3 separate regions of the Homo sapiens genome follow, and regions 2 and 3 are each linked to region 1. The links are chromatin contacts, found by Hi-C or POLR2A ChIA-PET in ENCODE. All regions are on one chromosome and are shown on one strand. Each heading gives the region's core, a stretch centred on a gene start or an enhancer-like site at or near the end of the contact. The rest is flanking DNA. Distances are from core to core; before and after follow the strand shown.

Region 1 (3,543 bases), core at 781-3,280:
CAGGGTCTCCCTCTGTCTCTGGCTGCAGTGCAGTGCTCCAATCATGGTTCACCGCAGCCTCTAATTCCTGCGCTGAAGCGATCCTCTCACCCTAGCCTCTGGTTAGGACTACAGATGTGGGCTGCCTAGCTAATTTTTTGAAAAATTCTTTTATAGAGAGGATAGGGGGAGGGGGAGTCTCACTACATTGTCCAGTCTACCCTCACATTCTCGAATTTCTGGACTCAAGCGATCTTCCTGCCTCAGCCTCACCAAAACGTGGGAATACAGGCGTGAGCCTCTGCGCCCAACCAATATTTGCCTTATCTCTTTTTTTTTTTTTTTTTTTTTGAGATGGAGTCTGGCTCTGTTGCCCAAGGTGGAGTGCAGTGGCGCGATCTCGGCTCACCGCAAGCTCCGCCTCCCGGGTTCACGCCATTGTCCTGCCTCCGCCTCCCAAGTAGCTGGGACTACAGGTCGCGCCCGTCACCACGCCCGGCTAATTGTTAGTATTTTTAGTAGAGACGGGGTTTCACCGTGTTAGCCAGGATGGTCTCGATCTCCTGACCTCGTGATCCACCCGCCTCGGCCTCCCAAAGTGCTGGGATTACAGGCTTGAACCGCGGCGCCCGGCCTTTTTTATTTTTATTTTTATTTTTTTATTTTTTATTTTTTAGAGAGGAGTTTTGCTCTTGTTTCCCAGGCTGGAGTGCAGTGGCGTGATATCGGCTCACTGCAACTTCCACCTCCCAGGTTCAAATGATTCCCTGACTCAGCCTCCTGAGCAGCTGGGAGTACAAGGGCCCGCCACCACGCCCGGCTACATGTTTTGTATTTTTAGTAGAGACCGGGGTTTCATCATGTTAGCCAGGCTGGTCTCAACCTCCTGACCTCAGTTGATCCTCCTGCCTCGGCCTCCCAAAGTGTTGGGATTACAGGCGTAAACTACCGCACCCGGCCCTTGCCTTGTTTCTAAATACACACAAGAATGTTAATCATAGCACCTAATAGCCCAAAAATTGGAAACAATCCCAAAAGCTATTATCAGCAGTATATATATATATATATATATATATATTTTTTTTTTTTTTTTTTTTGAGACAGAGTCTCGCTCTGTCGCCCAGGATGGAGTGCATTGGCGTGATCTCGGCTCACTGCAAGCTCCGCCTCCCGGGTTCACGCCATTCGCCTGCCTCAGCCTCCCGAGTAGCTGGGACTACAGGCGCCCGCCACCACGCCCAGCTAATTTTTTTTTGTATTTTTAGTAGAGATGGGGTTTCACCGTGTTAGCCAGGATGGTCTCGATCTCTTGACCTCGTGATCTGCCCGCCTCAGCCTCCCAAAGTGCTGGGATTACAGGCGTGAACCACCGCGCCCAGCCTATTCTTTCTTTAGAATAGATCAGTGGTGGCGTATTCATACAATGGACTATTCCGCAGTGATGAAAATGAATTATAGATATTTGCAAAAATATGAATTACATAAACCATATTGAGCAAAAGACGCCAACAGATACATACTCTCTTTACATAAGGTGTTAGATACACAGAGATAGATAAATACGTGTAAATGATAGAGATATGATAGCTAAGCCAGTCCACAGGTTATTAGTCGTGGTCCACGTGACTTCTGAAGAGATGAAGGGGCATGGGAGGCTTTAGGGGAGCTTCCGCTTTTCTGGCAAGGTTTTCTTTTTGCCCGGGGAGCTATCAGCCAGCGGAGAGATCTGTGAGAAGGGATAAGACCTCAAGACAAGTAGGAAGCAGAGCCTTCCACGGCCCGCGCCCTGGCGGCCCCAAGTCAGCGGCGGAGACGGCGCCCACCCCGCTCCAACGTGGAGCAGGAGCAACGGCGTGGCCCGTGGAGCCCCGCCCCTCACAGGCAACCACAGAGAAGCCGGACTGGGCCACGTCTAGGAAGAGGTAGGAAGGGATCGGCGCATCGTTTCTCCAATGGGAAAGGATGTGTTTGCGGGCCAATAAGTAGCCGAGAATAACACCCGCCCACGCGCCTGCCAAGCCAATCGGCTAGGAGCAGCGAGCGGCGCGGCTGAGGCGCGGCGGCCCCGTGGAGCAGCGCAGTATGGCGGGCGGGGCCCGGGAGGTGCTCACACTGCAGTTGGGACATTTTGCCGGTTTCGTGGGCGCGCACTGGTGGAACCAGCAGGTGAGGTCAGCCGGCAGCTGCCCCCGAGGAGCCCTTCGGGATCTACAGTCCCGACGTTCAGCCGGCCTGCCTCGTCCTCTCTGCTTCCCCAGGATGCTGCGCTGGGCCGAGCGACCGATTCCAAGGAGCCCCCGGGAGAGCTGTGCCCCGACGTCCTGTATCGTACGGGCCGGACGCTGCACGGCCAGGAGACCTACACGCCGCGACTCATCCTCATGGATCTGAAGGGTGAGGTGGTGGCAGAGTTAGCCGATGCCCCTTATTTCCCTTCCGCGTGCCTAGTCCTTGCGCTGCCGTTATCTTCAAGACCCTCCCACCTTACCGAGCTCCAGGACCGGAGATGAGGAGCTGAGCACAACATGCCAACACTCGAGGGGCCCACGACAGTTGCTCAAGAGCCATTTCGGGAATAGGCTGCTAGGCCCTGGAGACAGTGAGGACTTGAACTGCAGCACTCCTGTCAGACCCCTGGATGTGGTTCCCCCCGCGTCCCACAGCTAATGACTAAGCTGGGAACCGAAAGATGGAATCTAGATTCTCCTAAGCCAAGGTTTTTCCCCCAACTAGTGTATATCCCAGAAAGCTTGGAAGAGCCAAGTGCTGGAGAGATGGTGACAGCAGGTTGTCAGGTGATCAGAGGAAGGTTAGCTAGAGGGGAAGGGTGCCCAGGCTTTGACCTAACATTGTCTCTGTTATTTCTGTACAGGTAGTTTGAGCTCCCTAAAAGAGGAAGGTGGACTCTACAGGGACAAACAGTTGGATGCTGCAATAGCATGGTGTGTAACTGATGTATGGATAAGGGTGGGGATCGTGTATGTACGCAGAACGCTGGATAACTCTGATCAGAGTGCAGTTTCTTTGATCAATCTCCAAACTCTTTCAGGCAGGGGAAGCTCACCACACACAAAGAGGAACTCTATCCCAAGAACCCTTATCTCCAAGACTTTCTGAGTGCAGAGGTGAGGGCCTCTGTCCTGAACTTTTTAACCCGGTGCCACAACCCGAGGGTCTCCATAGGGGCAGGTAAACGGGGATTTTAATCATTTTAAGTGTCTTAGAATGATATTTTGGGAAAAAGCACTCCTTTTCCTAAGGACTGCGACTCGGTGAACAGAAAGGAGGCTATGCGGTGTGGCCAGCCAACTCAAGGAGGACGAAGCAACCTTTGCCTCTAAACTGCCTGGAACTAAATGTCGATTTTTCTGACCCCTCCCAGGGAGTGCTGAGTAGTGATGGTGTCTGGAGGGTCAAATCCATTCCCAATGGCAAAGGTGAGACTTCTCCAGATACTGATGGATGGGGGCTTGGGTAGAGCAGAAACATGGAGAAAGGTACATTTCCTCTGCTTGTCTTCAGGTTCCTCACCACTCCCCACCGCTACAACTCCAAAACCACTTA
Region 2 (3,543 bases), core at 1-2,500, 350 kb before region 1:
CATGAGTACTCCTCTGCCACGGACAGAGTCCCCCTCCTTCACAGACACTTCGTGCCCACCCGGCTGGCACCAACTGGGGAGCCAGTTCCCTTCTTGAGGACATAAATGGGCTTCCCCTTGCGTGCTGGGCACCTGCCTCCCAGTGGGCACTGGACCCTGGCACCTACCACTAGAGTGAATGGCCGCTTCCAGGACACAATGCCAACCACCCCGGAGAACGCCAGCTGGGGACAGAGTGGGCACAGGCTCAGCCTGGCAGGGGAGGCTCCTGAGTGAGCCCCTCACCACAGGATGCACCCAGCCCTGTAAGGAGGCAGAGGACCAGGAGAGGGAGGAGAGGCAAGCATGTGGACTTGCAGCTGGTGTGGAGGGTGGGGCCCGAGGAGCCTCCCCCACCCAACAACTGTGCACCCAACTCACCGAGAACCCAGCCCAAGACGGGCAGGACCTCTTGATGCTCTCGGTGGTGGTGACGGAAGAGGCCACCATGCTGAAGGTGACCACCAGGATGCCCAGGAGCACTTGGACCAGCCCCAGCGTAAGCAGGGCCTGCAGCCAGGGTCGGTGGAGGCGGAGGTGGGTAAGGCCCCTGGTGCTGGGCCGGCTGGTCAGCGAGCGGCTGGAGTCACTAGGCGAGGGCATCATGCCTGCTGCCCGGTTGCCTGCGCCTCGCTCGGCCCTCCCTGGCACTTGGGAGCATCTCAGAGGCGCCCAAGGCCCCGTCCTTTCTCCTCTCCACCCCACTCGCTCTAGAGCCCACCCCCTGGCTGGGTCCCCTGGGGCATGGCCGAGGGACGCCAGCTGTGGGGGGGGCCAAGCGAGGGGCGTCACGGAGGGACCGCGGAGTGCTCCCTCCCCACCACGGGCACTGGACGGGCACCGTGCCCGGGGCGACGATGAGGACGCGGGGGCACCGGCTCATCGCATCTCCCTAGGGAAGAGGGGCACCGAGAAGGGCCGGTCCAGGAGTGAGGAGGGGGCGGCGGCCTGGAGCCCAGGGAGGGGTGGGGAGGGTAAAAGCGGGAAGGATGGAAATAAGTCTAGAGAAGAGGGGAGGGGTCGGCGTGGGGTGACTCTAGAGGCGCGGTCGGTGTGCCCTCAGGGCGTCCAGTAGGATCCGGGGCCGCCTGGTGGGGAGAGGCCGCGGCGCCGCTGTCTCCTGTGTCGCCTGTCCCGCTCCCCTCCCCACCACGCTCCGCTCCCCGAGCTCCGGCTGCCGCAGGTCGGGGACTAGAGAAGGGGGATGGGAATGGGGATGGTGCGGGAAGGAGGGGCATGGCGGCGAGGGCCGGCGCGGTGCACCCCGGGAGTTGTAGTTCGGGACTGAGACCCTGTCGGGGTTGGGGGATCCCGCGGCAGGGCGAGGCAGTCGGATAAGCGCTCCTCCAGTCCCTGCCTCGCTCTGGACCCTGGCTAGGCTGCTAGTGATCCTTTGGGCCTCCACTTGAGCCCCATCCAGCTTTTCAGGCTCCAGGCCCGCGTATTCCTTGGCGTTCCCGGCAGAGGCGGTGGCTCTTCCCCGTCATTAATGGAGAGGGGTGGGGAGCAGGGCTCCCTGGCGTCTCCGGGTTTCGCGTTTCCGTGGACTTCCCACCTCCTTCCTGCGCCAGCCACTCGGGCTCCACCGCCCCGCCCCTCATATCTCCCAGTTTACACTAAAGCCGGGTCCGACCTTCCCACCTCACTCCACACTCTCCTTTCTCTTTCATAAGGCCTAATTCCCAATGAAGATTCAGGAAACGGGGATGTCAGTTCCAGTTCCACTTTCTTTTTATTTAAATAACCGAAGCAACAGCCGTGGCACAGCAGAGGGAAGCTGGGTTGGGGCGTGTGAGAGGTGGCAGCAGTGTGGCCTGATGGGGGGACTAGGTCACAGTGAACTCCCCACACGCCTGTCAGGTTCAGCAGTCATGGCCATAGGATTGGGAGCACTACGGAGGAGCCATCAGTTAGTGATGTCTCTCCAAGTCCCAGAGACCTTAGGGACGGGAGCTAAGTCAGCTCCCTCAAGTAGCAGGGCCAGGGCATCCCAGTCAGGGGTCACGGGGCCCGGAAGGCATTTTCAGCAGCCCCAGCGGCTGCATTGGCAGCTGCGGTTCGCACCGCAGGGTTGGAGAAGACACCAGCAGCAAATTCTTGCTGGGCCTTCTGAAAGCTGGCACCTGTGCGGCGGTATAAGGAGTGGATCTGCAAGTAGAGGACAAAGACATTACCGCCCATTCCAGCCACTGGTTCCCCACCCCAGCCTAACAGCATCACTACCACTCAGCAGCCTGCTGCCCAGCACACACACTCACACACAGAAACACACACCCCAGAGGTCCATTAGCTGAGAACAACCCAGCAGCCTGACCTGTGCCAGTTGCTCCTGAATGTTCCACCCACGCCCCTGGGGACCCATGATCTCACCATCCCGGCCCCACCTTCGACACAGCCCTCACCCGTTTCAGCATGACAATTCCTAGCACAGCAATGCCAGTGAAGAGCAGGGCGACCAGCAGCATGAGCACGGATACTGCTGTGTTGCCCTTCGGCACCACCAGAGCAGAGATCCAGCCACTGTAAAGGGAAGGATGTACCAGTGAAGAGGGGCTCCTCAGCTTCTCCACTGGTTATGTCACCAGCATCCCCTGTTCCTACCCTTCCCATCAGCAGTGGCTCCCTGTCAATCGAGCAGCATTCCAAGCACCACAATCCCAAACTGTATCTAATCTCTTCATAGTTTAATTCCAGTTTCTGAACCATTAGCCCTGAGCTCTCCAAGCTCTTCCAGGCACTCATCTGGGGATTCTTCTTCCTCCTTTCAACCATGGTTCTATGCCTCCTCCAGGAAGCCACCTTAGATTGGCCAAATGCAGCATTCTTCCCTTCAATCTATATGTGTCAAGAGTGCTGTCTGCGCTCTATCCTGGAAGTATGTCTTGTATCTCATTAAACTAGTACCTCCCAAGGATTAAAACCACATTTCCTTTTTCTGAACAACTCCTATCCCAGCACCCAGTGCTGGCTGGATCTAGAGGGAAAGGTGAGGGTGGATAACAGCCTCACAAACCTGAATCCCCAACCTGGGATACCAATGGCCTGGAGGACAAAGAGCACATCCTGGACGAAGAAAATGAAGAAGAAAACGAAGAAATTGAATGAACTGTCACTCCTACAAAGAGGAAAAAAATGGGGAGGGTGGGAGAAGAATTAGAGCTGAAGGATGGGCAGACGTGGGGCCCATCCCAGGTCTCCATCACTCTCCCACCACTAACACACTTACCGGAAAGCCTTATACATGGGGCGGTACCAGCAGACAAAGGAGCAGGGAGTGAAAAGGAGGACCCAGAGGATAGAAAGCCCAAAGCCTGCGCCATTGTTGGTTTCCACACAGAAGCTGGCCAGGCAGGCGAGGAAGTTCAGGAGAAGAGCCAGCGTGCTGCCTAAGGGGCAGAGGGACAGGATGAGGAGCCCTTCTGGACTGCAATGAAGGCTCCTTCCCATCTATGCTCATCCTATAATATTCACCAAACATGGCAGAGTAAGGAAATGAAGGCAGCT
Region 3 (3,543 bases), core at 429-2,928, 320 kb after region 1:
CTTGGTCAACATGGTGAAACCCTGTCTACTAAAAACACAAAAAAAAATTAGCCGGGCATGGTGGCATGCACCTGTAATCCCAGCTACTCGGGAGGCTGAGGCAGCAGAATCAGAATCACTTGAACCCAGGAGACAGAGGTTGTAGTGAGCCGAGATCACCCCACTACTGCACTTCAGGCTGGTGACAGAGTGAGACTCTATCAAAATAAATAAATAAATAAATAAAACCCTACAGGTTCTAATTAGAGATGACACTATGGGGCTCACTTGATTTACCTGAACTCCTCTGACTTCAGGGAAAAAGCACATATATTAAAAACATGTTATGTTGCTTTAAATGACTATGGAAATACAGCTTAAGCTGAACTAAGTGAACAAGGACAAGACAAGGTATTTGGTCCATAAATGTAATCAGCCCAATCAAAAACGCCTCGTAAATATGTATTTGTAACAAAATGTGTTCTGGAACATTCCAAAACTAAATGATCTCTCAACTACTATATCCATTTATCCTTTACTAACACAAATTATTATGCGATTACAGGATTACAAACAACTTTTTTTTTTTTTTTTTGAGACGGAGTCTCATTGGGTCGCCCAGGCTAGAGTGCACTGGCACAATCTCGGCTCACTGCAACCTCCGCCTCCCGGGTTCAAGCAGTTCTGCCTCAGCCTCCTGAGTAGCTGATTACAGGCGCGTGCCACCATGCCCGACTAATTTTTGTATTTTCAGTAGAGACGGGGTTTCACCATGTTGGTCAGGCTGGTCTCAAACTCCTGACCTTGTGATCCACCCGCCTCGGCCTCCCAAAGTGCTGGGATTACAGGCGTAAGCCACCGCGCCCGGCAAAACAACTATTAAATTCGCAATTAGTGGAGACCCTTCAACTTCAAATACCTTCTCAGAAGCATTCTGAGTTGGTTTCAGCTTCCCTTTTGCCATGAGCATGGCATTAATCTTGGCAGCCACAGCAGCAGCAGCATCCAAGGCTCCTGAAGGAGCAGCTGTGGTGCCCCCAGGACTTCCCCCACTGCTGGTGACCTCCCCACCTGGGGCCGCTGGCGGGAGGAAGAGAAGTGGGGCTGGAGCTGGTTGGTCCCATTTGCTGCGGCGCCTACATGGAGAAAAAGGAAAACATTAGGCCCCAAAGCTTTCGTGTATGTTATTCTTTCCTTACTACGCCTTAGCACCCCATTTTCCCTCTATTATATTCCATTTACACCTCCGAATCACCTTCCAAATCTAAAACTCCCCTCTCCTTAAACAATTATTGCTTATTTAACAAACCCCCACTTTCAACCCTTCCCCAAAATCTTTCGTTTCTACTGTCACCTATATCGAAAGACTCCACTCTATCCTACACGCTCTAGTTTACGCCTTCCCCTTGGCTCGCCCTTCCAAAAGTCCCCGTTTGCCTCCTCCCTCGGATCCCCGCCGGCCCTTTAAGGGCCCCAGGCCTGCTCAAGATCCTTCTCCCCAAACGTCCAGCCCTTTACTTCCCACTTAAGGACCCTTCCACCCTATACGCAGCTTCTCAGGGTCCCTCCGCCTCTCCTGCGCCCCAGTGCTCGCTCCGATGCCCTCGCCCCTGAAGCCGTACCCGCCAGCTCCAGGATGTGTCGCGCTCCCCGCGGACATGGCGACCGCTTCTACTCAACCACCCGCCAACTATCCGACTACCACCTCTCGTCACTTCCGCCCCCAACGTTCTTACGCACAGCCTCTTCCGGTCGTGGGGCCGAGCGGTTCCGGTGAAAATGTCGATTCCGATTGGACTCTCGATGATTTAAAGGCATCTGGCGTTTCTGAGGCAGGTAGGGTGTGATCTTCCGGGTTGCGCCTTAACCTTAAGAAAGATGGCTGCTGTGCCTACTATAAATGCGGAATCGGGGCTAGCTGAATCCATCTTTATCGTGGGCATGTTGTTAGACTAGAAGACAATATGCATGAGTCAGGAGATTAAACAGGTTTCTCCTCAAATTCCGCTACGTTTGTGTTGAGTCCTAGTTTCTGTCTGGGGAGACAGCCTTCCCGCGGCTTTTGCCCGTTTCACGTTTCTGTTACTTAGGAAAAGGAAAAGGATTCGTTGCAAAGATCATTTGGAGAATTTCTCTGTTTGTTTGCTTCATTTCTGTGCACCAAGCAGGGAATATAAAAATAAAAAGATGAATAAGCCGCAGGCCCTGCCATTCTGGTACTCTCAATGTGGCAAGGCAGGTACGCAGGCAAATATGTATGATAGAGTTGTATATTAAGCAAAGGTCGAAGAAGATAAGCTGCTCATCTTGCTGGAGCGTTTAAGAATGGGACGCTAAAAAGCCGGTTGAGTACTGGAGAGGCGATCAAGCATAGGTTATGGAGCACCCTGTTCTGGCATCTGTGTACTTAACGGTTGAGCTGGCTGGAGTGGGAGGCCAGAAGATGAAAGGCCTTGAATGCTATGCTGAGGAGTTTGAGTTGATTCTGTAGGCTAAAGGTTTCTTTTTTTTTTTTTTTTTTTTTTTTGAGACAGTTTCGCTCCGTCACCCAGGCTGAAGTGCAATGACGCGATCTCGGCTAACCACTCTCCGCCTCCCGGGTTCAAACGATTCTCCTGCCTTAGCCTCCCAAGTAGCTGGGATCACAGGTGCCCGCCACCACGCCCAGCTAATTTTTTGTTGTTGTTGTTTTGTATTTTTAGTAGAGACACAGTTTAGCCATGTTGGCCAGCCTGGTCTCAAACTCCTGACCTCAGGTGATCCACCCGCCTCGGCCTCCCGAAGTGGTAGGATTACAGGCGTGAGCCACCGCGCCCTGCCGAGGCTAAAGGTTTCTAACCTTTAGGATGTCTTGGAGCTTCAATGAGTCTCCTGATCCTCCCACCTCAGCCTCTGAAGTAGCTGGGACTACAAGCACGGGCCACCACACCTGGCTTTTTTTTTTTTTTTTTAAGAGACCGGGGTGGTAGGGGGTGCGGGGGTGGGGGGTGTCTTACTATTTTGCCTAGGCTGGTCTCAAACTCCTGGGCTCAACCGATCCTACCACCTCGGCCTCCCCAAAGTGCCCCTTTTCCTCTTCTCCCCAAAACACAATGCTGTTGGGATTCTGATTGAAATTACATTATTTATTATATTTGTCATTTTAAAAAATTTGTGATGTAACTCCTATGCCATAAATTTACCCTTTTTAAAGAGTAAATTTAAGTGCACAATTCAGTGTTTTTTAGTGTGTCCACAAGATTGTGCCACAATCATCATTATCTAATTCCAGATTATTTTCATCACCCCAAAAAGAAACCCCTCACCTGTTAACAGTCACTTCACATTTCTCTTGCCCCGCAAGACATGGGCTACCACTAATCTACTGTTTCTCTGGATTTACCTATTTTACACATTTTATATAAATGGAATTATACAATGTGTGACCTTTTGTATCTGGCTTCTTTCACTTACAGTGTTTTCAAAGTTTATTCATGTTGTAGCATATGTCAGAACTTCATTTTTTTATCACTGAATAAACTTCATTCTTTTTTATCACTGAATTTCTTTTCCATTGGATGTATA

Evidence for each region. A loop is a pair of places that touch in the nucleus more often than their neighbours do. ChIA-PET counts read pairs that join two places held with the same protein, here RNA polymerase II (POLR2A). Pooled maps may share reads with other maps.
Region 2: a pooled map shows a loop between it and region 1 (5-fold over the local background). The contact joins the promoter of ENTREP3 here to the promoter of MSTO1 in region 1. A Hi-C loop is called at or near these places in 2 of 37 single-sample maps with no recorded cell type and 9 of 50 pooled maps. POLR2A ChIA-PET finds 5 or more read pairs at or near these places in 5 of 52 experiments (PC-3, Panc1, activated naive CD4-positive, alpha-beta T cell and 2 more).
Region 3: a loop to region 1 is called in a pooled map, with 15 times the contacts of the local background. The contact joins the promoter of KHDC4 here to the promoter of MSTO1 in region 1. A Hi-C loop is called at or near these places in 6 of 50 pooled maps. POLR2A ChIA-PET finds 5 or more read pairs at or near these places in 4 of 52 experiments (A549, CD8-positive, alpha-beta T cell, WTC11 and 1 more).

What each region holds. Positions count from the first base shown.
Region 1 is chr1:155,608,188-155,611,730 of GRCh38, forward strand. It overlaps MSTO1 (misato mitochondrial distribution and morphology regulator 1), which reads left to right and starts at 2,031. Exons shown (of 14, transcript NM_018116.4): 1 at 2,031-2,145; 2 at 2,238-2,373; 3 at 2,852-2,921; 4 at 3,029-3,104; 5 at 3,362-3,416; 6 at 3,502-3,543. The coding sequence starts at 2,062. LOC105371452 (a long non-coding RNA gene) reads right to left here. Exons shown (of 2, transcript XR_922171.2): 2 at 1,422-1,705. RefSeq lists enhancers at 1,018-1,892, 1,893-2,767.
Region 2 is chr1:155,254,233-155,257,775 of GRCh38, forward strand. It overlaps ENTREP3 (endosomal transmembrane epsin interactor 3), which reads right to left and starts at 1,251. Exons shown (of 12, transcript NM_006589.3): 1 at 421-1,251; 2 at 168-224. The coding sequence starts at 645. It overlaps SCAMP3 (secretory carrier membrane protein 3), which reads right to left. Exons shown (of 9, transcript NM_005698.4): 6 at 3,266-3,425; 7 at 3,053-3,154; 8 at 2,442-2,559; 9 at 1,749-2,187. The coding sequence ends at 2,041.
Region 3 is chr1:155,932,735-155,936,277 of GRCh38, forward strand. It overlaps KHDC4 (KH domain containing 4, pre-mRNA splicing factor), which reads right to left and starts at 1,679. Exons shown (of 14, transcript NM_014949.4): 1 at 1,602-1,679; 2 at 899-1,115. The coding sequence starts at 1,639. It overlaps LOC107985207 (a long non-coding RNA gene), which reads left to right and starts at 1,734. Exons shown (of 2, transcript XR_001738244.2): 1 at 1,734-1,815; 2 at 2,514-3,521. RefSeq lists enhancers at 1,185-2,384, 1,240-1,806, 1,346-1,655, 1,756-1,915.